Regions from separate parts of the Homo sapiens genome. Here region 1 is linked to region 2. Evidence: chromatin contacts called from ENCODE Hi-C data. All regions are on one chromosome and are shown on one strand. The core of a region is the stretch at or near the end of the contact, and the rest is flanking DNA. Distances in the headings are between cores, read along the strand shown. Region 1 holds the start of METTL14 (methyltransferase 14, N6-adenosine-methyltransferase non-catalytic subunit). Region 2 holds the start of PDE5A (phosphodiesterase 5A).

The links. Hi-C counts contacts between places; a loop is a spot of excess contacts on that map. Pooled maps may share reads with other maps.
Region 1: a loop to region 2 is called in a pooled map, with 15 times the contacts of the local background. The contact joins the promoter of METTL14 here to the promoter of PDE5A in region 2. A Hi-C loop is called at or near these places in 9 of 50 pooled maps.

What each region holds. Positions count from the first base shown.
Region 1 is chr4:118,682,664-118,689,865 of GRCh38, forward strand. It overlaps METTL14 (methyltransferase 14, N6-adenosine-methyltransferase non-catalytic subunit), which reads left to right and starts at 2,729. Exons shown (of 11, transcript NM_020961.4): 1 at 2,729-2,937; 2 at 5,260-5,348; 3 at 6,707-6,794. The coding sequence starts at 2,872. It overlaps METTL14-DT (METTL14 divergent transcript), which reads right to left and starts at 2,678. Exons shown (of 7, transcript NR_125930.1): 1 at 2,642-2,678; 2 at 1,745-1,804. RefSeq lists enhancers at 2,688-2,947, 3,128-3,267.
Region 2 is chr4:119,625,776-119,632,204 of GRCh38, forward strand. PDE5A (phosphodiesterase 5A) reads right to left here and starts at 3,029. Exons shown (of 21, transcript NM_001083.4): 1 at 2,745-3,029. The coding sequence starts at 2,896. It overlaps LOC107986192 (a long non-coding RNA gene), which reads left to right and starts at 2,015. Exons shown (of 1, transcript NR_165235.1): 1 at 2,015-4,980. RefSeq lists silencers at 1,463-1,742, 2,963-3,362 and an enhancer at 1,873-1,922.

The DNA of each region.
Region 1 (7,202 bases), core at 1,479-3,978, 940 kb before region 2:
GCGTCCGCGTCCCCAGTTCAAGCGATTCGCCTGCCTCAGCCTCCCAAGTAGCTGGGATTACAGGCGCCCAACACCTCGCCTGGCTAATTTTTTTATTTTTAGTAGAGATGGGGTTTCACCATGTTGGCCAGGCTGACCTCCTGATCTCTGTTGATTCGCTGGCCTTGGCCTCCCAAAGTGCTGGGATTACAGGCGTAAGCCACTGCGCCTGGCCCACCTAACGATTTTTTGACTTACAATGGATTTATTGGGACATAGCCCCATCATAAGTTGGGGAGCATCATGAGTTGTAGAGTATAGGTTTGGAGGAGTCAGTCTCCAGGAGCTTGGGGAGAGATGCATAAGTTATAATGTGGATCTCTCTTTACTTCCTTAAATTAAGTGCCTAGAAGTAAATTGCTTCTTCAAAAAGTATGGATTTTATGTGAGGACTTCCGAAATTTCTTCCCCCTCTTCCTGCCACACACACCCCCTAGTGGCCTTTATGTTGTCATAATGAACAGATGTTACTGATGGGCTTGTAAAATTCTCTACAAGTATGCTGATGTGGTCTGGTGTTTTAAAATTCATTAGTTGGGAGAGAGATTTCAAAATTATATCCCCTTCTTTGTACAAACTGCAACAACCCTCTGCCCAACTCCAACAGTTTTGTAAATATTACATGGAAGTACATATCTGCATCAGTACAGTTCCAGGCAGGAAAACAAATAATTAAAAGTATTTTAAACAGACGCCATTCACTATGGAGAAATAGTTAAGCAGATATTGAAGGCTAGAAGAGCAAAAAGGGAGAAGTAAGATTAAATCAGAAATTTTAAACTGCAGGATGGCTACCAGTCCTTGAGCTGGTGGAACAGAAGGTAGAAGTAGTAGTATCATAGCACAAGAGCAAACTCACTCACTGTTAAGGGTGTCACTTTCTTAAGGTAAGGAAAGGAGGGGCTGCTCCAACTGGCTCTAGACTTTGTAAGGGACATAGTCATCGCTCTAGATGCCAGAAGCAGAGAGTAAAATAAATGGACAATAGCTTTCCCATGTTCCACCTTTTGATTTCCTGCCTGTGCCTCCTGTGGGCAGAGTCTTACAGGAAGCCATCTAACAAGGAAGGCTGGGAAATGTAGTTTGTGGACTCCCTGCCTAGCCATCATCTCGAAGCAGAGGGTAGGTGAGTATGGGGTTCAAAGATTACAAGCAAGTAACCTGCATAGCAACTTATCAGGAAAAAGAAAAATCCTCCATTAGACAGTAAACTCATAAAGAAAAACCGACTTTAGTTTTTAATCTTTGACAGACTTTATAGACTCTAGGGCCTATCACAGTGCTTGCCATATAAAATGCTCAATCAATATCAACAGATATTTAAGTGAATAATTGCCTATTCTCACCATTGGTAAAATTTAAATCAGTATTCAACTTAAATGATTGCCAGATAATACAACTGATTTTTAAAGAAATACACTTTAACTCATATGGACATAAATATTTTACAGTATCCAAGTAGTGCTGACATTACTCAAGGAATTGTTTAGGACTACTTGTTCAAAATTGTCTTTCAGACCTAGTTCTTCGGAAATACATTATAATTATTTCTATAAAAGTGGGCATGACTAAGTAGAATCTAGTCTTGCCCACTTTTGGCCCAGCCTGACTCAACTGGTTTTGATCTGGATGACTTAATATTATTTCTGAAAATTAAATCTACTCTGAAAGAACAGACTTATTACTAATTTTGTTAAGTACTTACCGCGATTTCCAATTAAACTTGAGGCAACATGATGTCTTACTCCACTTCCGCCACTGTAGGCTTGAAATAAGATGGCAAGTGTGGTGAATAATAATGGTAATAACTCAAATAAGACTTTGGCCTTTGCTGCCATCCTATGAAGACAGAATCACCACCCCCCAGCCCTCACCCCTCACCCCCGCAATCCGAGTAATTTCAGGAAGCTATTTGTTTCCTTATCCTTGGGTTATTTTCAGTTAAGACAAATGTACAAGCACAAAAAGGAGTCTCTTAGCTTCTGACTCCTAGGACATAAACCAAGACACGCTTTACTATCACATACTCATTTCCCTAAAGGGAAGAAGCCAAAAAATGCATACTATAGTAAAATGGGAAACATTTCAAGGGACAGTAAGGTGTGGGGAAGAGTGGGCAGATGTTGTGGCTGTTACCTGCGTGAAGGTAAATAAAATATTAACAATAACAAGCACTTCTACACCGCTATGTGCAAGGTGCTATTTATCCTTTCAATCACAGCTCTGTGAGGTAGACACTTATGACTCCCATTTTACAGATGACAAAACTGAGGCTCACGAAGGTGGTTAACTAGCCAAGGCCACTCGTCTAGGAAGTGAGAGGCCAAGGTTCAATCCTAGGCAATCTGGCTTAAGTTTGTGTTCTGTTAAAAAAAAAAAAATTAAAGGTTATCTGGCAATTTTTTAAACGTCAGGACTGTCATCTGTGGAATCAATTGAAAAGGGAATCAACACTTCAGAAACTGTAATACACCAAGGGAACCTGCTATCCTGGGAAAGAGAGATAAAGGAGAAGTCAGCTGACTGTCCTCCTTCAGACTAGCTCAGACCACCCCAACCTGCGAGGGCCCTGGAGACCCCTGTGGCGCAACAGATCCCTTACTGGGTCCCTTCCAAGTGGCGTCACATAGCAAGCGTCCAGAAGGAGGCGGGACTTCCGGGCCAAGCGAGCCAATTCCGGCCGCGCCGGAAGTCTCTACTGAGGAAAGCTATGAGGATACTCTGTTCGTAAGCTCCCGGTGAATTTTGTTCCACAGACTCGGAAGAAAGGTTGGATAAGAGTTCACTGGAGATTGACAAGTACTCGGGATAGTGAAAAGCCGGAGTTGGAACATGGATAGCCGCTTGCAGGAGATCCGGGAGCGGCAGAAGTTACGGCGACAGCTCCTCGCGCAGCAGGTCCGCGGCCCTGGTGTCCCCTGTGGGAGGGATCGAGAATGCGAGTGCGCGGCCGCCTCCTCCCTCCACACCCCGCCTTTTTCTGTCCCTTCTCTACCTGCCGCTGTTAAGGCCTTTCTGGTCCTGCGATCTTGATCCCTGGTTCTGCCTTTGTAGTTCTCAATTTTCGCGGTGTCCCGAATGTTTTTCCAGTTCCTTCCGCGGTCTTTGTGGTGCTAAACCGAATGCCAGGATTAGCCTTTAAGCTTTGTGGAACTCCCACCGAGTGTCTGGCATGTTCACGCCAGGATGAGTGTCATGTTATCCCCTACATTTCTCTTCACTATTAAATGGTCATCTATTTCTTTCTTTTCTTCGTCGTCAGCCCCAAATTCTTGAGATTGTGGTTTCATTATGAAATACGTTTACAGTATTTTCTTTGACATCTTTCTGAAGACAACACTGGAAGTAGCCTGAGTGTAAATTTTAGATTCTGCATCTTATATAGAGTATCCTTGTCACATCCACAGTTAATATTTGAAATCTTACTCTGTGTTAGTCACAATAATCTCCTGAAACAGGTATTATTACCTTCACTTATCAAGTAATGAAAAAGGCTCCATACGTTAAGGAATTTTACTCCTGGTCGCTCACTTCTCTGCTGGGAAATAGAACCTAGGTTTGTCTCCCCAAAGCTTGTCTTCTAAACCATTGTCCTTCACTTCTTTCTTGTGTATGAGTAAGTTAACATTTGCTGATTAGTAGAGTGCACATGCAGAAAATACAGATTGTGCACAGTTCTACTTAAAATCGAGGCTGTATTTTCCATTCTACTATTCAGATCAGTAAAAGTGATAGGAGCAATGCTCATAGAGTGTAATTAGTCATCTTGCAGTTATTTTTCAGTAATGAAACTTGGTTTTAGTAAATGGACTTCTGAAACCTATCCTCTTTATGGTCTGATGAACAGATTTGTGGAATATGGCTAAAACCGTGGAAACTTGGAGTCAGATTTGTTCCTTTGTTCCTTATCCCGCTGGCATTACGATCTTGGGCAAATCAAGTATCCTTTCTAAGTCTTCTTTTCGCCAACTTCTTTTATCGTATTATCTTCAAAAATGTTAAGTAGCTCTTTGTTGCTACCACAGAAGACGTTTTACTCCTTAATATTGAATTCAAACTTCTATTTGACTCAATATACATTCATAGGACAATTATTTGTTTAGTGTTTTACACTCAGCAGATGCCAGGGGCTCTACCTTTTAAAGTCTTTTATGAATTGGTTGCACTCTACTTAGCCAGCCTTATAACCATTATTTGTTTACATTTGTTTGTATTTTGCAAAATTTTCCAAACTGCCAAACAAAATTTATGTTACCATTTTAAGGTAGTAAAGTTCAGCCTTGTGTCTATAAATAGTAAGACTTAGCTTGAGTAAAACTGGATCGATTTTTATTAGAGCATAGAATAAATAAGTTATATAAGCTGATGCCTACAAAATGTTTAACATGGTACCCACAACCCTGTGCAAACACTGTCTTATCTGCCTTTTTTAGTTATTGCTATTGCAGGTTGAATATCTCTTATCTGAAATGCTTGGGCCAGAAGTGTTTTGGATTTCAGATTTTTTTCAGGATTTGGAATATTTGCATATTACTTACTGGTTGAGCATGCCAAATACCAAAACTCAAAATCGGAATGCTTCAGTGACCATTTCCTTTGAATGTCATGTCAGTACTCAAAAAGTTCCAGATTTTGGAGCGTTTTGGATTTTGGATTTTCAGATTTGGAATGCTCATTTTATATTAAATCGTGTGTATTGCTTCACAGGAAATTGGCTAAAGTGTCTTATTTTCAAATACAGATGGTTCCAGACTTACTATCATTTGACTTAACAATTGACTTTATGATGGTTTGAGAGTGATAGGCATCCAGGCTGCTCATTGACTTACGGTGGAGTTGTGTTCTGATAAACCCATCATAAGTGGAAAATATTGTAACTTGAAAACACACTTACAACGTTTATTTTGAAACAGATTTACTTTCAACTTACAATGGGTTTATCAGGACATAACCTCATCATAAATCAAGGAGCCGCTGTATAACTGAAAGCATAAAATGTTTTGCCAGCTGTCAAACTCATCTTAATTAATGCGGTTTTTTTCCAGAGTTTTTCCAGTTTGTCTTGCAAGCTGATTAATTCATTGTTTTGTGTGTGTGTGTGTGTGTGTGAATTAAGGTGTTTTTGTTTTTTAAGTATTTAATGTATTAAATGCTGCTACAAATGCCCAGAAAGGCTATCCAGTGCATTGCAATCTAATTTCTGATTTTGTCTTTTCTCAGTTGGGAGCTGAAAGTGCCGACAGCATTGGTGCCGTGTTAAATAGCAAAGATGAGCAGAGAGAAATTGCTGAAACAAGAGAAACTTGCAGGTCAGTCAGATAATTCTTTTTTTTTTTTTTTTTGAGACAGGGTTTCACTCTGTTGCTTAGGCTGGATAGGCTGGAGTACAGTAGCATGATTATGGCTCACTGCAGCCTTGACTCCTGGGCTCAAGTGGTACACCTGCCTTGGCCTCCCAAAGTGCTGAGATTACAGATATGAGCCACTGTGCCGAGGCAGGTGGATCACTTGAGCCCAGGAAGTCGGGAGTTCGAGGCCAGTCTGGCCAACATGGTGAAATCCCATCTCTACTAAAAATACAAAAATTAGCCAGACATGGTGGCGGGCTCCTGTAATCCCCGCTACTCGGGAGCCTTAGGCAGTAGAATTGCTTGAAACCGGGAGGCGGAGATTGTAGTGAGCTGAGCCAAGATTGTGCCACTGCACTGCAGCCTGGGAGACAGAGTGAGACTCCGTCTCAAAAAAAAAAAAAAAATGTGAAAGGATTACTGTTTTAATAAATAACCCTAGGTAGGTATGCAGTGTATTAAGAAAAGCATCAAAATAATGATTTTAGACACAATGGTTTTTATTGTCAGTTCATTAATTATAAAATATTTATTTTCTGAGGATAGTAAGTTCCCATTTGTAAAGTACTTAGAAAATGGAATGTTAGACTAAGAATTAGCATATATACTATAAATAAACAAGTATATTTAAACATTTTTTTGGAAATAGAGTCTCGCTCTGTCACCAGGCTTGAGTGCAGTGGCGCAATCTCGGCTCACTGCAACCTCCGCCTCCAGGGTTGAAGCAATTCTCCTGCCTCAGCCTCCCCAGTAGCTGGGACTACAGGTGCGCGCCACCACCCCCAGCTAATTTTTGTATTTTTAGTAAACATGGGGTTTCATCATGTTGGCCAGGCTGGTCTCGATCTCTTGACTTTTTGATCCGCCTGCCTTGGCCTCCCAAAGTGCTGGGATTACAGGCATGACCCACCATGCCCAGCCTAAAAATTTTTATAAAAGAAAATATACTTTATCCTAAAAGTGGTATTTATTTGGTAGTTCAGAAAGCATTTCAAAATTTTTTCGCTATTCTAGTTTTCAATTTGTACGTCTGTTTTGCTCAAAACAGATTAAAATAATACATACTATATAAATTTATTTTCAATATATCCCTTATAGCAGCTTATTTTCTCATTTGGTTGCTTTCTGATAAAAATGAAACACAGAATTATCAATCAGGTTATTTGACTTTTTGGATGACTTATAAACTGCGTAGATAGATATTCTTTAATCAGGAAAAATTTGTCTTGTTCTGTTTTTATAACCTGTTTATTATTATTAATAGATGCATTTATACATCTTGTATATATTTATGGGTAATATTTCTGTTTATTTTTCAGGGCTTCCTATGATACCTCTGCTCCAAATGCAAAACGTAAGTATCTGGATGAAGGAGAGACAGATGAAGACAAAATGGAAGAATATAAGGCAAGTAGAGAGTGAAATAAGTTTATGGTCAAAGAAAACATAAATCCAAATGATAGATTCATATCCAGGAAAACAAATTTGATGGAAAGCCTAATTTTAAGATGTGCTAAAATAATTGTCAGTGGCATATGTTATCACCAGTTACATTAAGACCATTATATCAGTTTTCTTATCTTTTTCTTTTCTTTTCCTTTTTTTTTTTTTGTGACGGAGTCTCGCTCTGTCGCCAGGCTGGAGTGTAATGGCACAATCTCGGCTCACTGCAACCTCCGCCTCCTGGATTCTAAGGGATTCTTCTGCCTCAGCCTCCCAAGTAGCTGGGACTTGGTGCACCACCATGCCCAGCTAATTTTTGTATTTTTAGTAGAGACAGGGTTTCACCATGTTGGCCAGGATGGTCTTGATCTC
Region 2 (6,429 bases), core at 1,779-4,278:
TTTTTACCACAAAATGTGAACCACACTGGGGTTAGTGGTTTGCATTTTTATAATCAACAAATGTCCATCCTCTTATTCACATTTTAAGTCTCCTGTTAATGCCACCAAATATAAAACCAAATTGGAATATTGTTTCATGAAAGACCTCTGGCTACACACAAATTCTTAGGTTATATTCTTTACTCTGACAACTCTCAGCACTTTATTATAACTCTTAAAATTGAGGACCTGCACTATTAAATATTTTACACTTTCATTTTCCAACTTACACTCAACATAACCTCTTAAGAATATGTATACACACATACATATATATATCACAGAAAGTGTTCAGCCTGTTGCCAACATCAACTGTAATTTAAAAACTCTAACCGAAAATTTTTTAAAAGTTTTTTTAGAGCCTCAGATGATCTAAATTTTACAGTGAGCATGGTAAATTTGAGAAATAGGATTTTGATCCTATGCTGCTTGGGAGAAAAAGTAATGGGAAAAGAAATGTAACTCAGCTCTTTCCATTTATTTTCCATTAAAATGTTGCTACACTTTCAAAGTGTTGGTAGGTTCTGAAAATGCAGTGTTCCTATCTATGACTAGTCAAAAACGACCAACAAGCCATCCCTAGTTTACATCTTTAAAAGAAAAATAGGGAACGAAGAAAGGACATTTATGCTGATTTATTAAACAATAACTTTTTTTCTTTAAACTGTTTATAATCTGCCTAAAGAACAGGTCCAATACATACTTTTAAAAATCGGCCTGGTTCTCTGGCCCCCTGATCATTCTATGCGCTGTAATTCAAGGAGAGCAGAAGGCTGGGAATGCGCAGAGTGAAAGGAAAGTGGGTGCAGATGGCCTCAGAGGGGCAGGTGACCCCTGAAAACTGTTAGTCGACAGCAACCGATCATTCTAGACCTCCATGGCCTTAGTGTCTCACGCTAAACTCGCAAAAAAGTGCCCTTTCAGGGCTATCCTCTGGGCGCTCAAGATTTAGGATTTTGAAGGAAGAAGGTGAAAGCGGGGGAAGACGATTTTAAAAGAAGGGCTGGGTTATTAAATTGAAAAGATTAATCCCGGAGCCTTCCCCTCTGTCAAAAAACCCTGAAAGTGACTAAATTGACACCAACTCTGGATGTTCCTTAGGAAAAAAACAAAACAAAACAAAACAAAACAAGATTAAAAAGGGCCCAATTTAAGACCCTTATTAATACATCTGCAAGAGAGCAAAGAATAACAACAACAACAAAAGTTATACAGTCAATTTTCAATGATACATCGTCCCACTGGTGCCACCGGGGCGCCACCACCCAGCACCCGAGACCCGCCGCGCCCCCGGAAAAAGTGGGAAGGGACGTAGGGGGATGCTGAAGGAAGTACCTTGTTTTGTCTCCAAAGGGCAACATAGCAAACGTGGGAAGTTCGTTTTCGAACTCCGCCGATCCTGGACTCCAGGAGGCTCCGTAGGGGCAACAACGCGCGCAGGTGAGGTGAGGTGAGGTCGGCGACTCAGAACCAGCTCCCTCACGGCCCCGGCCTCCGCGCCGCCGCCCGTCGCCTCCCGCTCGCCCCGCGCTGCGCCGCCCCCTGGCGGGGAGCGACCGGCAGAGCCGCGGCCGCGCGCCGGCGAGTGGGACCCGGGCGTCGAACCCGGGCGGGCTCCTCGACCATCACTGCCGGGCGTGTGTCACCCTCCCGGCCAAGACGGCCAGCACCCGCTGCCCGACGGCCGCTGCCCAGAGCAGGCGGCAGCGGGGCACGGACTCTTTCTGCAAAGGGGCGCGTCCTGGAGTCCACGCACCCCGACTATGCATCAATTCCTCAGGCTTCGGGGCACCCGCCCGCCAAGCACTCTCTGCTCCACTCTTCTTGTCCCTCTGCTCCCAGTCTCAATTCCTCCCCAACTCTCCCGCGAGCGTTTCCCACGAGCGCCCCGACTGCCCGCTGCGCAGCCGCCTCCAAAAGGACAGGCTCCCTCCTCCCCGCCCTCCGCAAGGGCCGCCCCGGCGCTTGGCTCTGGACCAGAAAGAGCTGGCCTCTGGGGTCTGCGCTGCCCCTTGGGGTCCGCTCCAGGCGGCGCCTCCCCTGCGCCCTTTGTGTGCACGCCGCAAACCCCTCTGCAGAGCTCTACTTTTGGCGGCACAGCCTTCGGCGGAAAAGCGAGTGAAAGGAGGCGCGCGGGACAAGCAGGAGACTGGAAGGGGGGAAAAGGCAACCGCACTCACTTTGGCAAGGTTCCGTCATGTTGCCTTTGGGCTGTCCCGTGGACTCGTCCCTCACCCCAGCTTCCCCGCCCAGCCAGGGCCAGGGCGAGGGGGGACGGGGGAGGAGCGGAGCCATCAAGACCGACTTGGAAATGGTGCTTCCGGAGCTGCAGGGAAGGGGCTCAGAAACTGTTTGGGTTTTGCTGATTGGATTTTGGGGAACCAGAGGGCTAGAGAGGGGCTAGGGGAAGGCCCGTGAGCACGGATGTATGAAAATAATCATGTTCCCGGGGAATACCAAGAGGGTCGGGGGTGAGGGTGGGAGGTCGGCAAGTACATTTTTGTATTTGAACTTTGTGAGCAAGTTGTATCAAATCCGACACTTGAGTTTTTCGACTGTGCTCGCTTAGAGTTGAGGTTTCTACCTCGTAACAGGACCGAGGACCTACTTCAAAAGCAAAGGGCCTGGGAACAGGGGTGAACGAAGGGCACAATTCAACAGGGGAGAGAAATCAGCCCCGGGTCTTCCGTGGGTCCTCTTCTTACCTGGTGGCTTTTCTAACAAAGTATGAGAAGGTAAAGTCCCAGTGATCGTCCAGCCATGCTTCGACCGAGTCCTGATCCCTCTGCTGCTGCTTCTGCTGCTGGGGCTGCTGCTGCTGTCGCTGCTGCCCGAAGCTGGGGCCGGCCCGCTCCATGGTTGGCACCGCGCGCCTCGGAGGCTCTCTGGTACTGCTTTTCCACCCCAGCTGGGGTCCGTCCCTCAGAAGAACAGGACTCGGCCTCGAGACCCTCCCCCTTCGTCCTGCTCCAGTCGGGCCGGCTTTCGACAAAGCGGCCGGAGCGCCAGGCCAGCCTCCTGCCCCGCCCCGCCCCGCGCGGTTCTACGGGCGCCCAGGTGTGGTGGGCGGGGCCAGGCGCAGCTGCTGCGCCCCCCCCACCCGGGGTCCGGCAGTGTTCCGCTCTCGCAGGCTCTTCAGTCCCCTGGTTCCCAGGAGGCGGCGGCGGCGGCGGCAGCGGCAGCGCCCGGCGAGCTCTCCGGAAGCCAAGTGGCGGCGGCTGGAAGGAGGCCGCGCGGCCGCTGGGGTGCGCTGTGTGCCAAGCCGACTTCTGGGGAGCGCGCTAGGTGACTGGGTGTGTTCTCAGAGTGCCCCAGGGAGGGAAGGTCGCGATGTGGGAAGTTTTGCCCGAAAGTAAGAGATGATGAGACCCTGGGCCCTTTTCCTGGGGCCTGGGAGTGCAATGACCTTCCCGCCTAGCTTTTCCCTAGCCCTACGCTTGGGTCTGGGAGGAGCGGGACCGACCTCCTTCAGAGCCCAGCCCGCTCAGTGACTTAAAGCGGTCCAGCCACGGACCACTGCGGGTGGAGAGAGCTGGGGCGTGTGCTAGCAAGAGAGATTTGCAGGTGTAGGTGGGTAACTTGCAACAAAGCCATACCCGTGCTTAATGTTAATGATAACAGCAATAATTATAACTTAAGTGCCTTTAACCATTGCCTCAAACTTCCCTTATGCATAACTGGAAAAAGATTTACTTGGAAAAGAAAAAGCAAACAAATAATTTCCAATGCTTTGTGCATGAAGTTAGAAAACAAGGGCACCTCTGTACAATTAGGTTAATCCGAGAGCACTGGCGCAACCCAGGTGCAGTCGAGGGCAACCAGTTATCCCAATTTTAAATTAATGCATCATTTTAATTAAATTGGAATTAACACTCCCTCAAAAGTATCCATTAAAAATGGCTCAGCCTTTTTGTCCAATCCCTATCTTGCTTCTTTAAAAAAGGAATTGGTGTCATCCTTTGCTTTGTCTGCATCCCCATCTTCCTGTCATGCATTGGCAGTTTTAATATGGCATTTTGCAATGACCTATATTTTTTGGTAGAATTAAATCTGGAATTATGGGTTGCACAATGTGTGAATGACACCATTAGCAGTGATATAAAAAAAAATGAGTTAGCTGATATACTTCTGACAACTTCCTTCTAAATACTCTTGGCAAGAATTTAAGGCATTATTCACTACATAGAAACACATCATTAAATTGATAATCTGAGAACTTTTAAAAGTATCTTCTAGTCCCCCAATGCAATGGTTTATCTTTCCTTCATTGAGTAATTGACCTTTTGCGACTTCAGTTTTTCTGAAACTTTACTGCTGTATGCAGGTAGCCACAACCAAAGAAAAGCAATCAAAGCAGTAGAGTATGAACTAATGGGTGATAAATTATATTGGATTTAGAAATGAGAATTCTCTCCTAATGTGTTACTATGATAGTGATTATAGTGCTCATGGAATACAGTCATGCGTCACCGAACAACAGGATACATTCTGAGAAATGTATCCTTAGGCAATTTCATCCTTCTCTGAACATCACAGTGTACTAACACAAAATAGATGGCTCAGCCTACTACACACTTAGGCTATTGCTCCTAGACCACAAATCTATACAGCATATTACTGTACTGAATACTGTAGGCAATTGTAATGCAATGATATTTGTGTGTCTAAACATATCTAAACATAGAAAAGGTACAGTAAAAATATAGTATTATCTTATGGGACTCATATATGTGGTCTGTCGTTGACTGAAAAGTGGCACATTACTGTGGAAAGTTTCTCCTCAGTACAGTTTTTTCTTGTGGAAATCCATGCATTCCTCCTAACAGGAGATCAATCGTAATTTAAAACTCTGCTTATCTACTAAAGATGCAGTGAATTTGGGGCTTGAATTATTTGCTTTTGTTGGATACTTGATTAAATAAACACGTATAATCATTTCAATGTTTGTATTCCCTCCAAAATTCATGTTGAAACTTAATCCCTAATTCAACAGTATTAAGAGGAGGTGCCTTTAAGTGGTGATTAGACCATTAGGGCTCTGCCTTTGTGAATGCATTAGTGCCTTTTTAAAAAAAGGCCCAAAGGAGACAGTTGGCCCCTTCTATTCTTTCCACTATGTGAAGACACAGCACTGACCCTTGCTGAGGATGCAGCAACAAGGTGCCATTTTGTAAGCAAAGAGCAGCCCTCACCAGTTGCCAAATCTGCTGGCACTTTGATTTTGGAGTTTCCAGCCTCCAGAACTGAGAGAAATTAATTTCTATTGTTTATAAATATCCCAGTCTGTGATATTTTATTACAGCAACACAAATGGACTAAGACAGTGGGTAATATCAAAATGTTCATTTTTCTCTCCTAACCTGAAAGGGTTAAATTATCAGAAACCAGGAAGGTTTCTGAAAAATTGCTTCAAGAAAAACAATCTATAGGCTGGGCACAGTGGCTCATTCCTGTAATCTCAGAACTTTGGGAGGGAGAGGTAGAAGGATACTTGAGCTCAGGAGTTTGAACCAGCCTGGGCCACATGGCATGACCCCATCTCTACACAAAATTTTTAAAAATTAGCCAGGCATGGGGGAACACACCTGTAATCCTAGTTATTCGAGAGGCTGAGGCAAGAGGATTGAGCCCAGGAGGTCAAGGCTGCAGTGAGCCATGATCGTGCCATTGCACTTCAGCCTCAGTGACAGTGTAAGACCCCCGGCTCTATAACAAAAAAGAAAAAAAAAGAAAAACAGTACATAGATTCTCTCAATAGTGAATCTCAAGTCTGTGTGGTATATATGATAGTTTGGGAGTTACTGTGAAGGCCTATTACCTGAGAAACATATCACAAGGGATTGGGGAACAGAAGTGTCTCAAACAGTTCTAGTCTCTGGGAGATTCAGCCAAAATGTGTAACTATACCTCCTGTAAATTTAAAGTAGTTAAAGGTAAGCATATTTTGAACTGACATTACCTGGGCCTCTTGTTTTTCAACTCCATTTTATTCTTTATCCCAATTTGCCCAATTATTTTGTTTTAACTTGGCATGAATTGTTCTAAGCACCTCAAATCTTGTTATGGAATTAGTTGAAGAATAAGTAAATCATAAACACTCCCAGGATATAACTTGAAAAATGCTGTTAATGCTATTTATAACAAACAAATGAGCAATGATGTATGTATGTGTATATGTATGATATATATATGTGTGTATATGTATATATATATTTAATTTTTGTAAATGACCCAGTCTGTGGTATTTTGTTATTGCAACACAAGTGGACTAAGATATATATATATATATATATAAAATCAATGATATATATGTGTATATACATACATATATGTCATTGCTCATTTGTTGCTCATGAGCAACAGCTTAACTAAAGACCTTCAATGTATTCC